Regions from separate parts of the Homo sapiens genome. Here region 1 is linked to region 2. Evidence: chromatin loops called from intact Hi-C (ENCODE). Cell type or tissue: endothelial cell of umbilical vein. All regions are shown on one strand. Region 1 overlaps FRMD5 (FERM domain containing 5). Region 2 overlaps FRMD5 (FERM domain containing 5).

What was found. Peaks named below come from ENCODE experiments on the same cell type or tissue, not always from the same donor. Only the 100,000 strongest peaks of a DNase experiment are listed, where the experiment ranks them.
Region 1: a loop joins it to region 2, with 4 times the contacts of the local background. A loop is called at or near these places in 2 of 110 quality-filtered maps.

The regions. Positions count from the first base shown.
Region 1 is chr15:44,154,910-44,162,909 of GRCh38, reverse strand. The region is part of intron 1 of FRMD5 (FERM domain containing 5); the gene reads left to right. Among named protein-coding and RNA genes, the nearest start is that of FRMD5, 36 kb to the left of the region's middle. In endothelial cell of umbilical vein, no CTCF peak of the experiment used is centred here; a DNase peak (open chromatin) is centred at 4,999; H3K27ac peaks cover 2,061 bases.
Region 2 is chr15:44,076,645-44,084,644 of GRCh38, reverse strand. The region is part of intron 1 of FRMD5 (FERM domain containing 5); the gene reads left to right. Among named protein-coding and RNA genes, the nearest start is that of FRMD5, 110 kb to the left of the region's middle. In endothelial cell of umbilical vein, no CTCF peak of the experiment used is centred here; DNase peaks (open chromatin) are centred at 264, 884, 1,814, 3,214 and 1 weaker place; H3K27ac peaks cover 3,292 bases.

The DNA.
Region 1 (8,000 bases), 78 kb before region 2:
AGCCACCGCGCCCAGCCTTGTTTTTTTTTTTTTTTTTTTTTTGAGACGGAGTTTCGCTCTCGTTGCCCATGCTGGAGTACAGTGGCCCGATCTTGGCTCACCGCAACCTCTGCCTCCCAGGTTCAAGCAATTCTCCTGCCTCAGCTTCCCAAGTAGCTGGTATTACAGGCATGCGCCACCACGCCTGGCTAATTTTGTATTTTTAGTAGAGTCGGAGTTTCTCCATGTTGGTCAGGCTGGTCTCAAACTCCTGACCTCAGGTGATCTGCCTGCCTTGGCCTCCCAAAGTGCTGGGATCACAGGCGTGAGTCACCGCGCCCGGCCGACATGGGAGTTTTAAGACAAAGAGAACATTAAATTTTCAGCCTGGAGGCAGGAAAAAACATGACTTTAGAGCCAATAGAAATACAAAATTGGCAAATTATAATGAAAGAAAGCTAGCAAAGGGAGGAAATGCAGTGTTAGGCAAAGTAATGTAAATATTAATATAAAGACAAAGAGTTAAATAAGCCAGGTGTGGTGGCGTGGACCTGTAGTCCCATCCACTGGGGAAACCGATGTGGGAGAATTGCTTGAGCTTAGGAGTTTGAGACCAGCCTGGGCAAAATAGTGAGACCTGATCTGTCTTAAAAAAAAAAAAAAAAAAGGCCTGGCACGGTGGCTCACACCTGTAATCCCAGCACTTTGGGAGGCTGAGGCGAGTGGATCACAAGGTCAGGAGTTTGAGACCAGCCTGACCAACATGGTGAAAACCCCATCTGTACTAAAAATACAAAAATTAGCCGAGTGTGGTGACACACGCCTGTAATCCCAGCTTCTCAGGAGGCTGAGGCAGGAGAATCGCTTGAACCTGGGAAGTGGAGGTTGCAGTGAGCCAAGATTGTGCCATTGTACTCCAGCCTAGGGCACTAGGAGAGACAAGGAAAAGACAAGGAAAAGAGGGAAGTCTGAGTTTCTTATAACCTTTCAAGGAAATACCTCTACCTAAAAATCCCAAGAAGGGATGACAGAACATAAGGCTCATAAAGATGGCAGTTCAGTACAAAAGTAGAGATAAAAGTCTCAGCTGAATTCAATTTCCTGTGAAAATAGTCATTTTAGTGGAGAGTTTGTGGAAGGAGAGGAAGATACGGTATAGTAAGGGGCTGTTTTGGAACTTGGAACATTTGGAAAGATGTAGAACAGAGGTAGATGAGGTCAGCTGCATATCTGTGAGAGGGAGAAGTTGGTCACCATATGCCATCCCACTACATTCCTGAAAACTACCAATGGTAGTAATTTATACAAATCATGTTTAAATACCATGCATCACAACAATGATTACACATTGAGCATGTGTCAAATTATTGTATTTTATTGGAAAATTATACATAACCTTAATAGTTAAGCATGTTGCCCAGTTGCTTGCAGATATTAATATTACAGGTGAAGAAGGCAGGTAAAACTTTGTGGCACTCTTTGAATCACAGCATTCCTTCTCAGCAATTATTTAATGAAGCTATGAGGTATCCTAAAGAGGCTTATGATTTGGTGGGTGAATATAAAATTACCATTTTAGTAAACTATATTCTATACTCAGAGGTGCAGGCAGGACACTTTGGGACCACTTGACTCAAGATGAGCATGGTTAGAGAAGACTTTCTGGAGGAAGCAGCAGTTGAACTTTTTTGAATAAGTAGGAGTTGGTTGGGAATAGAAATTGAGGGAGCTGTGGGACATGGGTGGAAGGAACAACATGAGCACAGATGGAGGCATCTCTGTCTACATTTATTGTTAACTCAAGGAGGGACCAGTAAGCATCCATGGGATGGGAAAGGAGATATAAAATAATATGCTGATCCTGCTGACAGAGAGCACATGGTTCACTTATTGGAGATGTATTTACTCTTTTGTGCCACGAGGGTGCTATTTAGTGAATTACCTGCCTCCTCTCTTGTACAATATGGTACACTAGTGGCTTGATAAAATTAATGCATCCCCAACAAGTGAGCAATTTACTTCCTTCTTATGAAAGGGCTAGTAAGTTGCTATGCATTCTTTTAGCTGGTTATATAGGTTTTAAAAATGATTTAAACAAAAATCTAAAGGGAATTTTATAGACAAGGAATCATCAAATAAAATACTAAGATATTGCTAGTTGTCACCATAAAAATGGAATTAGGATTACTTAGAATGATGGGCTTAATTTTTAAAATTAGCTTGAAAAGCTTTCTTCAAACTTAAGCATCCAACAATAGGTGGTTGAATAAATCATGATATATAATCAGATACTATTTAGCTTTAAACATGAAGTTATAGAAGAATGTTATAATACAGGAAGATGCTCACCATATTGTTAATTACAATAAAGCAGTATACAAACAGTATGAGCAATGTTTTGCTTTTGCTAAAATGTTTATAAACTGGTAAGCTGTAGGCTTTAGTAATCTGGAATCATACAAGAGGTTCCATTTGCATTTCAAAATGATTACAACTTATCCGTCCCTCTCCTCCCCACCTTTCAGGTTCTGTTCTATCCTGCAAAACTTTCCCAGTTATTTATTTATTTATTTTTTGAGATGGAGTCTCACTCTGTTGCCCAGGCTGGGTGCAGTGGCGCCATCTCGGCTCACTGCAACCTCTGCTTCCCGGGTTCAAGTGATTCTCCTGCCTCAGCCTCCTGAGTAGCTGGGACTACAGGTGCAAGTGGCACCACGCCCAGCTAATTTTTGTATTTTTAGTAGAGACAGGGTTTAACCATGTTGGCCAGGCTGGCCTCAAACTCCTGACCTCAAGTGATCTGCCCACCTCAGCCTCCCAAAGTGCTGGGATTATGGGCGTGAGCCACTGTGCCTGGCACTTCCCCAGTTATTTCTATGAGAACTAAATGTCAGCAGTGGCTACCGTGAAGGGTCAGCCATGCTACTTATTCATCTTTGGCTCACCCTTGATGATAGATGCTGCCACTTGAGGAGCCTCACTGAAGGTACTACTGAGAACCTCGGGACCTTGCGAGAGAAGCTACCCCCTGAGCCTGTCATAGCCCCTGATTGTCTGGGTGATAGTGCTGGATTCTATTTAAAGGTATGAAAAATGGCTTCCTCCTTAAATCTCAGCTGCTATTTGTTGCCTGGGCCTTGAAGCAGCACAAAGTCCACAGATCCACTTAAGAAATGAAGCAACTCCTCTAACTGCTAATCTTTATCCTTTGTCCACAAGCTTTCAAACTTGGCAGATCAAAGCAAGAATTACCAATGCTTCCTGATCCAACCTGATGCTTCTCCTATTTTCATTCTCTAGGTGACTTGGCAGTGTCATCTGCTTGATTGCTCAAGCACAAAACCTGAGAGGCATCTTAAACTCCTCTTGTTCCTTAACTTTAGGCTCCAAGATCCCTTCATTCTTCTTTCTTGCTGTCTTGGAAGTCAATTCATTCCTTTTGTCTCACTGCCTCTCAGAATTTAGACCTTAATTTCTCATCTGGAGATATCAGTAGCCTCCTAATCATTCCTGCCCCTTCCAGTCTTTCTTCCACCCTGGTTTAGCCTCCGTACTCCTTTACCATGGAATACAAAGCCCTTTATGGTCTAGCCCTGTTGCATCTCAGTCCTTTCTCTTGCCACTCAGTCTCCTCCACAGATACCTTATGTGGTGTTTCTACCCTCCCAAACGTGTGTGTATGGTAAAATACACATAAAATTTATCATTTTAAGTGTATAATTCAGTGACATTAGGTACACCAATAGAGATTTGTGTAACAAACACCACTCTCTATTTCCAGAATGTTTTCATCATCCCAAACAGAACATGTGTGTCTTTTTCCTCTGAATAGAATGCCCTGTTCCTCTGCTCCCATCCCTGTTCCTCCTAAGGATCTCTCTAGGCTTGGTTCTAGTGCTACATTGTCTGAGAAGATTTTCCCAGTCTTTTCAGACTTGAGTTAGGTGCTCATTTTTTTTGTCTTCCTATGCCATGCTGGGCATACTCCTGCCATGATACTTGCCCATGATATTGTGATTGTAGGTATGTGTGGCTCTTTCTTCCACTAGACTTTGAGGTCTTTGAATGAAGAGTCTGACTGAGTCTTTTATCTCTGCATCCTTAGCTTCTAGCACTATGCCTGCTGTGAATAAATGACTGGACTCAGCTTCCTATCAGCTATGCAAATTAGCTCTTGATCACATGCTAGCATTGAATGGAAATCAGGTAGCAGGTCTAAAAGAAATTTCGTAAATGTAGGCTCTTCTTTACATTAGGTATTCATGGAAATTTGTTTTTGAGGGCTGCTTTGAGTATGTAATTTCTCAGCAGTTGCACATAATCTTCTATGTTTATAATTTTAGTAATGGGTTGGGTCATGAGTATACAGTAATTAGGATAAGGTGACAAATATTAGGAAGAGTAAAAATTTTACAAAAAGCTGAAAATATATGTGGTCTTAAATATCCAGAACAGTTTCCAAGACTGTTTTATTTGTCAGGTTATGAGGTACAAAAGAAAGAAGGAACTGGAAGTCTTATTATTTTGGTGCTATTGGATAGAAAATCAGTGAAAAGACATTGGAATGAGTCAAGGTACTAGACAGGGCTTAAGGTCACAACAATTTTTTTCTCCCTTCTGTTCTATTTTTTCTCCTTTCTTTAGAACAGAAAATAGATGGGAACAATTCTTAAAAGTAGAACTGCTACTAAGTTCTCACAGTAGTAGTTTAATGTTTCTCTTGTGGTTATACCTCATCCTGGTGTGAGATGCTGAATTTGTCAAAGAGGGTGAGACAGAGGCTCTAAAATTCCTAGAATTAAAATTAGATATATGGATCTATTATCCATGGACTTTTATGTCACTTCTTTTGCCTTAAATCAAGTGAAGTAAAATCCTAAGCATACTATTTAAAATCCAGTTCCGCCAGATGCTCAACTAGAAAGGTCAATCTTTATCACTCCATTTACACTGAACAAACATATTTGTGGCAGCAAGAGATTGAATCAAGGGGAAAAAATGTAGTCCAGTAATGTGATTCAATTGTCTCATCAGGCATATGACTTGAACATAATTTGAAGGGTCCTTGAAGTTTCTTTTTTTTTAAGTTTGAAATCAGAAATTTGCAGTTGACACAACATGAGTCATGTAGATCTGATTGAATTTCCTGGATTTTCCTTTTCTTTCATCTCCTGAATTGTACTCTTTCATTTTCTTATTTGGAGTCTAGTGAAGAAAGGAAGTGAGACAAACTTAAAGTGAAATCAGATTGTACATTTGCATACCATAGAGCTAGTGGTATTTTTTATTTACAGTTTATGATATAAATGACTTAGCAATAGTTGTTTTTCACACAACACATTTAGAAATTTCTGTTTTAGCACATTGAACAATTAATTGCTTGATAGTGTGATTTACCTGCTTAGGACTTTTTAAGTCGTCATTATGAATTATATGAAGTATTATGTGAATACTACTACCTGTAGGATACTACAGTGGTACTAATAATTTAGACATCTATTAGGCTTTTCATATAATCACATGACCCAAAGTTATTTAAAGAGCAGTCTGAAGGTCCAGTTCCTAATGTGAGAGGACCTCACAGGTAGATTACAAATATAGAATATTGCCTGCATTGATACTGATTGATTACTCTTGAACATTTGGACATTGGATAAAATTTTTGAAGATAAGTGTTCATTGACATAAAGTATGCTTTACTTTTCATGAAGAAAGGAGGCTTCCTCTAGAGAAGTAGGAATTAAACATATCTGAAGGTGTCTGGATTTTAGCTCTCATAAAATAATACAGGTAAAAATTATTGTATGTATTTAATATGATATGTAGCTTGTAATCATAATGCCTTTTTTATTTGAGAAGGTTGACCTATTTTTAATGACAGAGAGAAAGGATGTAGTATGAAAAACTGATCTTTGTCTCATCCCTGACCTCCAATTCCCAGCTTGCCTGTTCAGAAAAACTACTGTTAACTAGTTTCTTATGTATCTAGAAGGGGCAGTTTATTTTTGCATTTTTATATATATATATTTTGGGACAAAATCTCTCTATGTTGCTCAGGCTGGTCATGAACTCTTGAGCTGGAGCAGTCCTCCTGCCTCAGTTTTCCAAGTAGCTGGTACTAGAGTAGAAGAGACAATTAAAAAGATACATTCCTGATGTGTATTACAGCACCAAACATATAATGGGTGTAAGTCAAGATGCATATCAAATCCTATTTTCATACTTCCAAATGACAGGGTAGAGATGAGATTTATGTTCATAAGCAACAGAAGCCTATCTGGGTCTAATAGGTATTCCTCAACTTTCTTAGATCATATATATGTTCCTGGAAACACATAAAAAAGTCAAATGTGTGAACCTCAAACATTGGACTCACATGTTTTAAGGGATGTTTAGAATACTAAAAGCTACTAAAAAATCCTCAACTTTGCCTTACTTTTTAAAGCACAATCTTTGGCCTCTATTTATAGTTAAAATTATTTATACGGGCTGGGCAAGGTGGCCCACGCCTGTAATCCCAGCACTTTGGGAGGCTGAGGTGGGTGGATCACTTGAGATCAGGAGTTTGAGGCCAGCCTGGCCAATATGGTGAAACCCCGTCTCTACTAAAAATACAACAGTTGGTTGGGCGTGGTGGCGCCTGCTTGTAGTCCCAGCTACTAGGGAGGCTGAGGCAGGAGAATCACCTGAACCTGGGAAGCAGAGGTTGCAGTGAGCCGAGATCATGCCACTGCACTCCTGTCTGGGTGACAGAGCGAGACTCTGTCTCAAAAAAAAAATTATATGTCATTTTTTATTTTTCACTATTGGGCAAGTAGTTGACTGACCTCAGTTCACTGAGACTAAATATTAGTCTTTTTCAATACACTTAAGGCTTTGAACCTTGCCTCAGTGGTTCAACTTTTGTGACACTGTGCTGTTTTTCATGACTATCAGCTCTTTTTTTCCTGCTTTCCTCTGGAGAACTTCTTGCATATTTCATTATATTCCTTATTGCACCTAGTCAGTGGTCACTCAAAAAATATGTTTGGGGAGGAGCCAGGCGTGTTGGCTCACACCTGTAATCCCAGCACTTTGGAAGGCTGAGGCGGGCGGATCACTTGAGGTCAGGAGTTCAAGACCAGCCTGGCCAACGTTGGTGAAATCCCGTCTCTATTAAAAATACAAAAATTAGACAGGCGTGGTGATGGGTGCCTGTATTCCCAGCTACTCGGGAGGCTGAGGCAGGAGAATCGCTTGAACCTGGGAGGTGGAGGTTGCAGTGAGCCGAGATGGTGCCATTGCATTCCAGCCTAGGTGACAGAGCGAGACTTTGTCTCGCAAAAAATGTATATATATATTTGGGGAGGAATTAAATTAGTGAATAAAAGAATTCAACCCTTTTTTTGATAAAGGAATGGAGTTTCTACATCATATGGTATGCTTATATTCAGCTTTAATAGATAATAACAAATAAGTTTCCAGAGTGACTATACAGCTTTTCTTCTTTTTTTCTTTTTTGAGACAGAGTCTCGCTCTGTCACCAGGCTGGAATGCAGTGGTGTGATCTCGGCCCACTGCAACCTCTGCCTCCTGGGTTCAAGCAATTCTTGTGCCTCAGCCTCCTGAGTAGCTGGGACTACAGGCACGTGCCACCATGCCCAGCTAATTTTTGTATTTTTAGTAGAGACGGGGTTTCACCGTGTTGGCCAGGATGGTCTTGATCTCCCGACCTTGGGATCTGCCTGCCTTGGCCTCCCAAAGTGTTGGGATTACAGTGTGAGCCACCGTGCCTGGCCAGCTTTTCTTTTTATCAACAGTGTGTGTATGCTGTACTGTCTCCTCACCAACACATGTTATTATCCATCTTTTATATTTTAGCTGATAGATGTATGATGGTATCTCACTTTGGTGCTAATCTGATGCCTAATGATATTGAGTATCTTTTTATATTTATTAGTTTTTTTAGTGAAGTACCTATTTTTCTTTTTCTTTTAAAAATAACTTTCTTGAGACATAATTCACATGTCCTACAATTCACC
Region 2 (8,000 bases):
TGACAGCTTCCTCCAGTATTAGAAGGTCTATCATGTGGATAATATACAAAAAAGGTTTAAGTCTGTGCTGTGTTGCCCCAGAGGGAAGAACCAGGAAGTTGCAAGGAGATAGATTTATATCAACATTTATATCTGAATTCATATCAGAAGAATTTCTAACAGTTGGCATTAGTTGAAAATAAAGTGGGCTGCCTCGGGAGTTCATAAAACTCTCCAACAATAATAGTATCCAAACAGGAGCAAGATGACTGGTAGTGGGGAATTCTGTAATGGTGATTCAGGCATCCCATGGGTTGTATTAGGTGATTTCTGCGGTCTCTTTCTACCATGAGAGATTGATTCTTTGAAGGCTAGAGAAAACAAAGGGAGAAGAAGTTTACAGCTTGCAAAACAGGGGGTATGTATAATGTAAAGATAGGTGTGTTATCATCTTCTTGAAATTTGGTAGTCAAAACATAAAATTTGAGATTAGCCGCCTCATTATATAGGTGGGACATTCAGATACAGAGGTTATTAAACATTGCCCAAGGTCAAATAGCCAGTCAGTGGCAGAGTTGGAACTAGATTCCCTATTGTTTTAAGACAAATAATGGAATTATTCATTTTAATAATTAAGATAAAAATAATTTACTGGATGGAAAAACTGACAGGTCCAAGACTAGGTTATGACCACATCCTTAATGTATTATTAATGAAAGGTAGGTATGTTCAGGATACCTTTCAAGCCTTTTGAGGATAAGATCAAACAGTACAAATGACAAGCTTTACTACAAAACTTACCCTGGTGCTGCTGACAGAAAGAAGATATTGAACTGAATGAACCACTGATTTAACACACAATGGCTTTTAAACTGTGTATGTCTTTATGTCTTTTCTCTGTTTGCTTTTATCATTGTTTTTGAATGTTTTATTATTTCCATAGTTTGATCCCATGTGTCCCGTTTTATTCCAAGTCCACTTTTATCTCAGCGTCTTGAATGGTTAACACAAACAACAAATGCATTAAACAGCAAGGCATTGTAACTTCTAACATCAATAACAGTAAAAGCAGTAAGACATTCAAGAACAATGAAATAAAAGCAGTGGGGGAAAAAATCCTGGGTTCAGTTGAAGCTCGGCTAGGTGTATATCAGCCAGTAGTGAAGCTTGAGCAGGATCACAGAGGTTAGAAACAATTGTTCCAGACTATGAATGGACAGCAATTCTGTCCTCCAAATTTAAACACATAGCATTAAAATATTACAATTAGTAACCATGCAAGACTGGCATGAGAAAATGAAATCTAATCTTGATCCTTGTTTTAAATATTTTAAGAGGAGTTTATCAAATAAATTTTCTTGCTTTAGTGGATGCATTTAGAAGAAATGGGACCATATAGATTTGTCCTGTGAGATTACATGTCTTCATCTTCTTCCTAGCATACCAAAGAGAGTAGGATATTTGCATATTTCCAGTTCTCTTTTCACTTTCTAAAAATCACATGAAATATCCTGTGATATTTATATATGACCACTGAGGTCCAAAGGTAAAAGAAGGGCATTTTAATCTGTCTTTTAAGGCATATAATCAGAAAGTGTTTGAGAAGCTTGTCATGAATTATGAGCACTTTCAGTGAATCACGTACAGAGTATTTTCAGCACAAAATCCTGTGAAATTTAGGTTCATAATTGCATCACACTCCTTTGGTACCATTGTTGGAGTCAGAATTCACTTGGGAAAACACTGACTTAATTGGCAAACTTTATCTCTTCTTCCTTCAGTACACCTGCAAAGTGCTTATCATAATAGGAATTATGCTTGTTCCAAGGAGAAGCTATCCTTGTGAATTAGCCAATTAGCTAGTGTTTCATATCTTATCTTTCATTCCCAAGCCTGTGATTTTTTTCCTCTAAGTACCAACATTTATTTGTGAGCTTGCAAATTGAAATGTATGTATTCCTTTCCTTGACATCTCATCACTGTGTAATATGACCTTCAGCTATGCTTTTAGGAAATGATTATGTATGTCTGAGTTAAAAAAATATCTTCAGACTGTTTGTGGAAACTGATTTTTTAAAACAAATTTTAAAGGAACTTCCTGTCTCATAGAATTTCTTGGCATATAAAACAAGGGAGTCTTCAATAGAAATGAAAGAATACTGAATGCAATTTGTACAAAACAGCATATTTGGCTGTCAATTATGGACAAAATCACCAGAAATCAAACACCTGGTCTCTCCAGGGAGGAGGACTGATTGTCACATAGCAAGAATACTGGCTGACCTAGCATAGTTCAATATATGGGGTGGAGAGTATCTCACCACCAGAAAAGTCATTTGAGAATACATTTAAAAATATATTAGTTTGGTTTTGCCAGTGCAGACTTATTCTCGATTAGCAGATAGAGTGTTTTTGAAGGAGATTTGCTGCAACCTTTAAACTCAACTTTTCCCCTCTGTGTTCCGATATGAGCTAGTGGCGTATGGGGACCCTTACCTTTGTTTTGTAGAGTTAATGTGAGCAAGAAAGAATTTGTGTGAAATTTTGAACAGTCATAAGAATTTTGGTATTTATAAAAATAAAAAATTCAATTTATTTTTGAAAATAAATTGTTCTACTGTCCCTAAAGTACCAAGAAAATGAAAGAATTTTTGGGAAAAGCAGGTCTCAGAATAATTTCACAGCCAATTGCCATTTCTTGGATCATGAAAGGCCTTAGGATATTGGTGTTGACGTTTTGGGTTCACTTTTCTTCTTCATTGTCCTCTGAGGCTGTCTATATGTAGCAGATGGACCAGATTGTGGCACAGCTGACCTGTTAATTTTCACTATTTCCATTATTAGAAACTTTCACTGGTTATGTCGCAATTTACATTAGCCACAAAAATGGCCAAAATGGGTAGATTTTTAAATTACCTTGTAAGCTATTCATTTATGGCCCCAAAATGCAGACAAAATGTCAGTTCAGAATTTTATTTGAGGAGGATATAAATCAGTTTGAACAATAATTTTAAATACATATTAATAATTCTTTTTATTAATCCTCTGAGTTCCAAAGCACAGAGAAAGAATCCCATAGGATCTCAGTAAACGTGAAATATAAGTAAACGACTGGACCATAGTTCATTTTTGTGTGTGAAAGAATATAACTTGTGTCTTCCTGGTGTTTATTATTTCTGGCTTGTTACTGGATTCCACCTAAAAGTTTCTGTTTCCTGAAATAGTTGATCCCAGATCTCTTTATGAATCACAATGCCGATTTGCTTTTCTTTCTGTATGTGTAACAGAGAACTTTGTGGTAACACATAGACTTTCCCAAGTTCATAGTTGAGGATTTTAAGCAGTCAGTAAAGACAGAAAATTAAAGGAGAGAAAATCCAGAACAAGCTGTTCAAAACTAATCAGTAGGAAATTATGTAAACTTAATTAACTAGGGCATCAAGGGAAGGGCTATGGAGTGTAATGAATTTTTTTTAGAAATGAGGCAAAGCAGCCAAACTAAAATAGGGTTAGTTGAAGTGTTCCCAAAAGGGAAGGAGGGAATATCCTTCCTGCATAAGGAGCCTTCCTTGACCTCCTGCCTTATTTTTGGCTGTGAATCTCTATGCCATGATCCTCAGTGGGGTAGGTATGCAAGGAGAGTATGGTGCCAAATGAACAACAACAAAAAAAATCTCATTTGTATTATTTATTGAATGATGCTCATATAGTAAAATGGAGACTGAAATATAGGCATTATGGCCTAGTCGCAAACCTCTGACCTTCCATTTGCAAATGAACCAAAATGATTAGCCAAGATTTAGAGGAAATTCATAAATTTCACATCTAGGTAGACCAGCTGGAGAAAGACTTGAGGGTTCTCTGTCTAGGACTCAATTCAGTTCAATTTTTAAAAAATTTATTGAAGACCTACCTGTTCTGTTAAAAATGATGTGCTAATGCTGCATGGAACAAATAGCTGAGTGAGGTGTTTCATTGCCTTTTAAGAGTGTATAATCTATTATGGAGAAAGAGACAAGTATACAAACAATAAGCATACCAGAAAGTGGTACAAAATAATACTCCTATGTCTGAAGACTCCTAAACGTCTTTTCCTAGTCTCATTTTCTCTTGTAAGCCCCAGATCTGAGTAGTCAACTGCCTTTTGGACCTCTCCCATCAACTTTTGAGTAGAGAAATGTAAACTTTCCATTTCTGATTACTTCAAAGGTAGATTTAGAAATGTAGATACACATACAAAAATGGAGTGTTTTCTCAAAGCTATCATTTATTTGGGTTGCAAATGTAGAATTCAGGTGTTTTAGGCACACACGAGAACTGATCATTGTTATATATACGTACATAATCCCATATACCTACAAACCCTTTATGACAAGGACAGATTGTAAAACACAGTACTGTCAAATTTTGGAAGACAAAGAATGCATATATGAACTCTTAATTTAAAATTGGGTTTGGAAATTCAAACAAAATTAAAGGAGATAAAAAGTTTTATTTTCTTATTCCTTTATAGCCTCAGTCACATGCTTCACTTTTTTTAGTTGTGGTAAAATATATATATAACATAAGCATTTTAACCATTTTTAGGTATAAAGTACAGTGGCATTAACAACATTCACATTGTTGTGCTAACATCACTGCCATTCATCCCCAGCACTTTTAAATCTTCCCAAACTGAAACTCTGTATCCATTAAATAGTAGCTCCCCATTCTATTTTCTGTCTCTGTGAATTTATTCTAGATACCTCATATAAGTGTAATCATACAATATTCGTCCTTTTGTGTCTGGCTTATTCCACCAAGAATAGTGTTGTCAAGGTCCATCCATCTTGTAGCATGAGTTAGAATTGCCTTCCTTTTTAAGACTGAATAATATTCCATTTCCTTTCAAGGCTGAGCAATATTCCATTTTGTGTATATACCACATTTTGTTTATCCATCAGTCAATGGACATTTGGATTGTTTCCACTATTTGCCTATTGTGAATAATACTGCTATGAACATGGGTGTACAAATATCCATTGAAGTCCCTGCTTTCAGTTCTTTTGGGTATATACCCAGAAGTGCAATTGCTAGATCATATGGGTATAGTTATCATATGGGTATACTTACCCAGATGGGTTTTGTTTTATTGTTTAAGAGACAAGTTCAATGTTGCCCAGGCTGGCCTTGAACTCCTTGGCTCCAATGGATCATCTTGCTTCAGCCTTCCACTTAGTTGGGACTACAGGCCAGGTAGACCAGCACCCAGCTCAATTGCTGGATCATATGATACTTTTATGTTTACTTTTTTGAGGAGCCACTATACTATTTTCCACAGTGGCTGCACCATTTTACATTCCCACGAGGAAAGTGCAGGCATTCTAATTTCTCCATATCCTTGACAACATTTGTTACCTTGTTTTGGGTTTTTTTTTGATAATAGTCATCCAAATAGGTGTGAAGTGGTATCTCACTGTAATTTTGATTTGCATTTTCCTAATGGATTAGTGATTTTGAATATCTTTTCGTGTGCTTATTGGCCATCTGTTTATCTTTGATGGAGAAATATCTATTCAAGTCCTTTACCTATTTTTTAATTGGGATGTTTTTTGTTATTGGGTTATAGGAGTTCTCTATATATCTGAATGTCAATTGCTTATTAGATATGTGATTTGCAAATATTTTCTCCCATTCTGTGGCTTGCCTTTTACTCTGTTGATTATGTCCTTTGGCAGACTTTGATAGTGCCCTTTGTTAATTTTGATGAAGTCCAATTTATCTGTTTTTGCTTTGGTGGTCTAAGAAATTTCCAAATCTAATGGCATGAAATTTTTTCCCTATGTTTTCTTCTAAGAGTTTTATAGTTTGGGCTCCTATATGTAGATCTTTGATGCACTTTGAATTAATTTTTGTATATTGTATAACATAAGGATCCAAGTTTATTCTTTTGCATGTGGATATCCCAAAGCCATTTGTTGAAAAGACTTCCTTTACCCATTAAATGGTCTTGGCATTCTTGTTGAAAAATAATTTGGCCATTGGCTTATTTCTCATAGCATAATGTTTTATTTCTGGGCTCTATTTTATTCCTTTGGTCTATATGTCTGTTCTTATGCAGTACAGTACCACACTGTTTTGATTATGGTAGCTTTCTAGTAAGTTTTGAAATCAGGAAATGTGAGACATCAATTTGCTTTTCTTTTATAAGATTGTTTTGACTCTGGGATTCTTGAGATTCTATGTGAATTATAGGACAGTAACATACTTTTACTTGTGGTCTTTGAAGTATTTTATAGGAAGTCCTCTATGACATTTTTATATAAAAACTCCTTTTGAAGTAATCCTCTCTAGTTCATCTAAGTTTAGGATAAATGGCAGGGTCTGATAATTTAAGCCAGTATAGGGCTACATGGTATTATTTAAACCCTTAGGGGGAATAAAAGATTACAGGATAAAGAATTTGAAAAGATATTTTCTTTGTAGAGAAAAAGAAGGAAACCACATTTGAAAAAACAGTTATCATGCCTTTTGAATTTTTTAAAAGTTTGATTGGAAAGCATTCAGCTATTCAGCATTTGCCTTTAGCAAAGGTTTTAGATTGACTCCCCTCCCACCCATTCTCAATAATCTTATTTTTTGCTTTGTAAATGAATAAGCTTTGGGGATTTTATTCTGCAATGTATAAGATATGTATGTAATATAGACATAAAAAATATACATAGTTTAACCACTTTAACAAGCTGTAAAAATCCAAATCTTCAGGGGCTACCTTTTGTTATTTAAGGATGTATAAATCATGAGAGCTTTTAGATAAGTCCTTCTCATCTTCATGAGCTTCATGTAATCTAGCACAGTTACTTTCCATAGCAGATGTTTGATAATTGTTTTTTAGTGAAATTTTAATAAGAATTTTATGTCTGTTTTTTCTTGTTCAATAATAGGTAGTATTTGAAGGAACTTTTCTGGCTTAGTTACTTCATACATCCAGTCACTTCGTTTCCTCCCCTATCTGTTTGAAGGAAAGGTGCTTACTAAATTTGTTAGTGATCACATTTTTTTGAATTTTCTGGATTCACTCATTTTTATTAAAAGGTAAAAAGTTAGTATTTTCCCATCAATATTTGTATTTATTTGAATTATCAAATTTCTTTTGCTTTGAACTTAAGCATGCTGCAGTCATTGTTGTCTTCTTTTTTAATCTTGCAGTTATTTATCATTTCTTTTTGTAATCTCTTACAGTTTTGGTTTAGTTTTTTGACAATGCAGTTGAATATATTCTCCATGTGTTTAAGAACATTTTAAATAAGTGCCCATTTCTTTGTAATGATTTTTCTCAGAAACAAACAAATCCTCAAGCTACTCTAGTAATATTCCTACTCCAGAGTAGTACACCATAGCTCTTGAGAAGAAAAGGAAAAATAATAGTTTCTGTGTGTTTTAAGTGGAAAGTAGTTTCTTTGATTTACATGAACATTAAGGCATGATAGGTAATGACAATTTATTCCTAAAATGTATTCAGTTACCCATTGACATGGATATGTCATAACCTGTTATGCTTGACTTATAGATTTCCCCAGGGAAAATGTTCCAAGAGAGTGAGCAAAAGAAATGTTTTCTGGGGAAAGTATCAAGGCGAGAGTGTTGTTATTTCAGACATCACAACATTTCCCTATAGCAGTCTATATCCAAGAATAAATCTGTGCTAGCCAAGCAGATGAATCTGGCATTTCTGAGAATACATGTGATGGTTGAATTGAGATTTTTGGTAACAACTGTGGGTCACTCTAAGATACCCATTTCTGGACATCTCAGACTGAGAGATGACTATAAGAGGTATCATTTTAAGTCTGGAGACCAGAAAGCCTCTATACTTGTTCATAGAGCTTTTTTTTTTTCTTTTCTTTTTTATTATTATAATTTAAGTTTTAGGGTACATGTGCACATTGTGCAGGTTAGTTACATATGTATACATGTGCCATGCTGGTGCACTGCACCCACTAACTCATCATCTAGCATTAGGTATATCTCCCAATGCTATC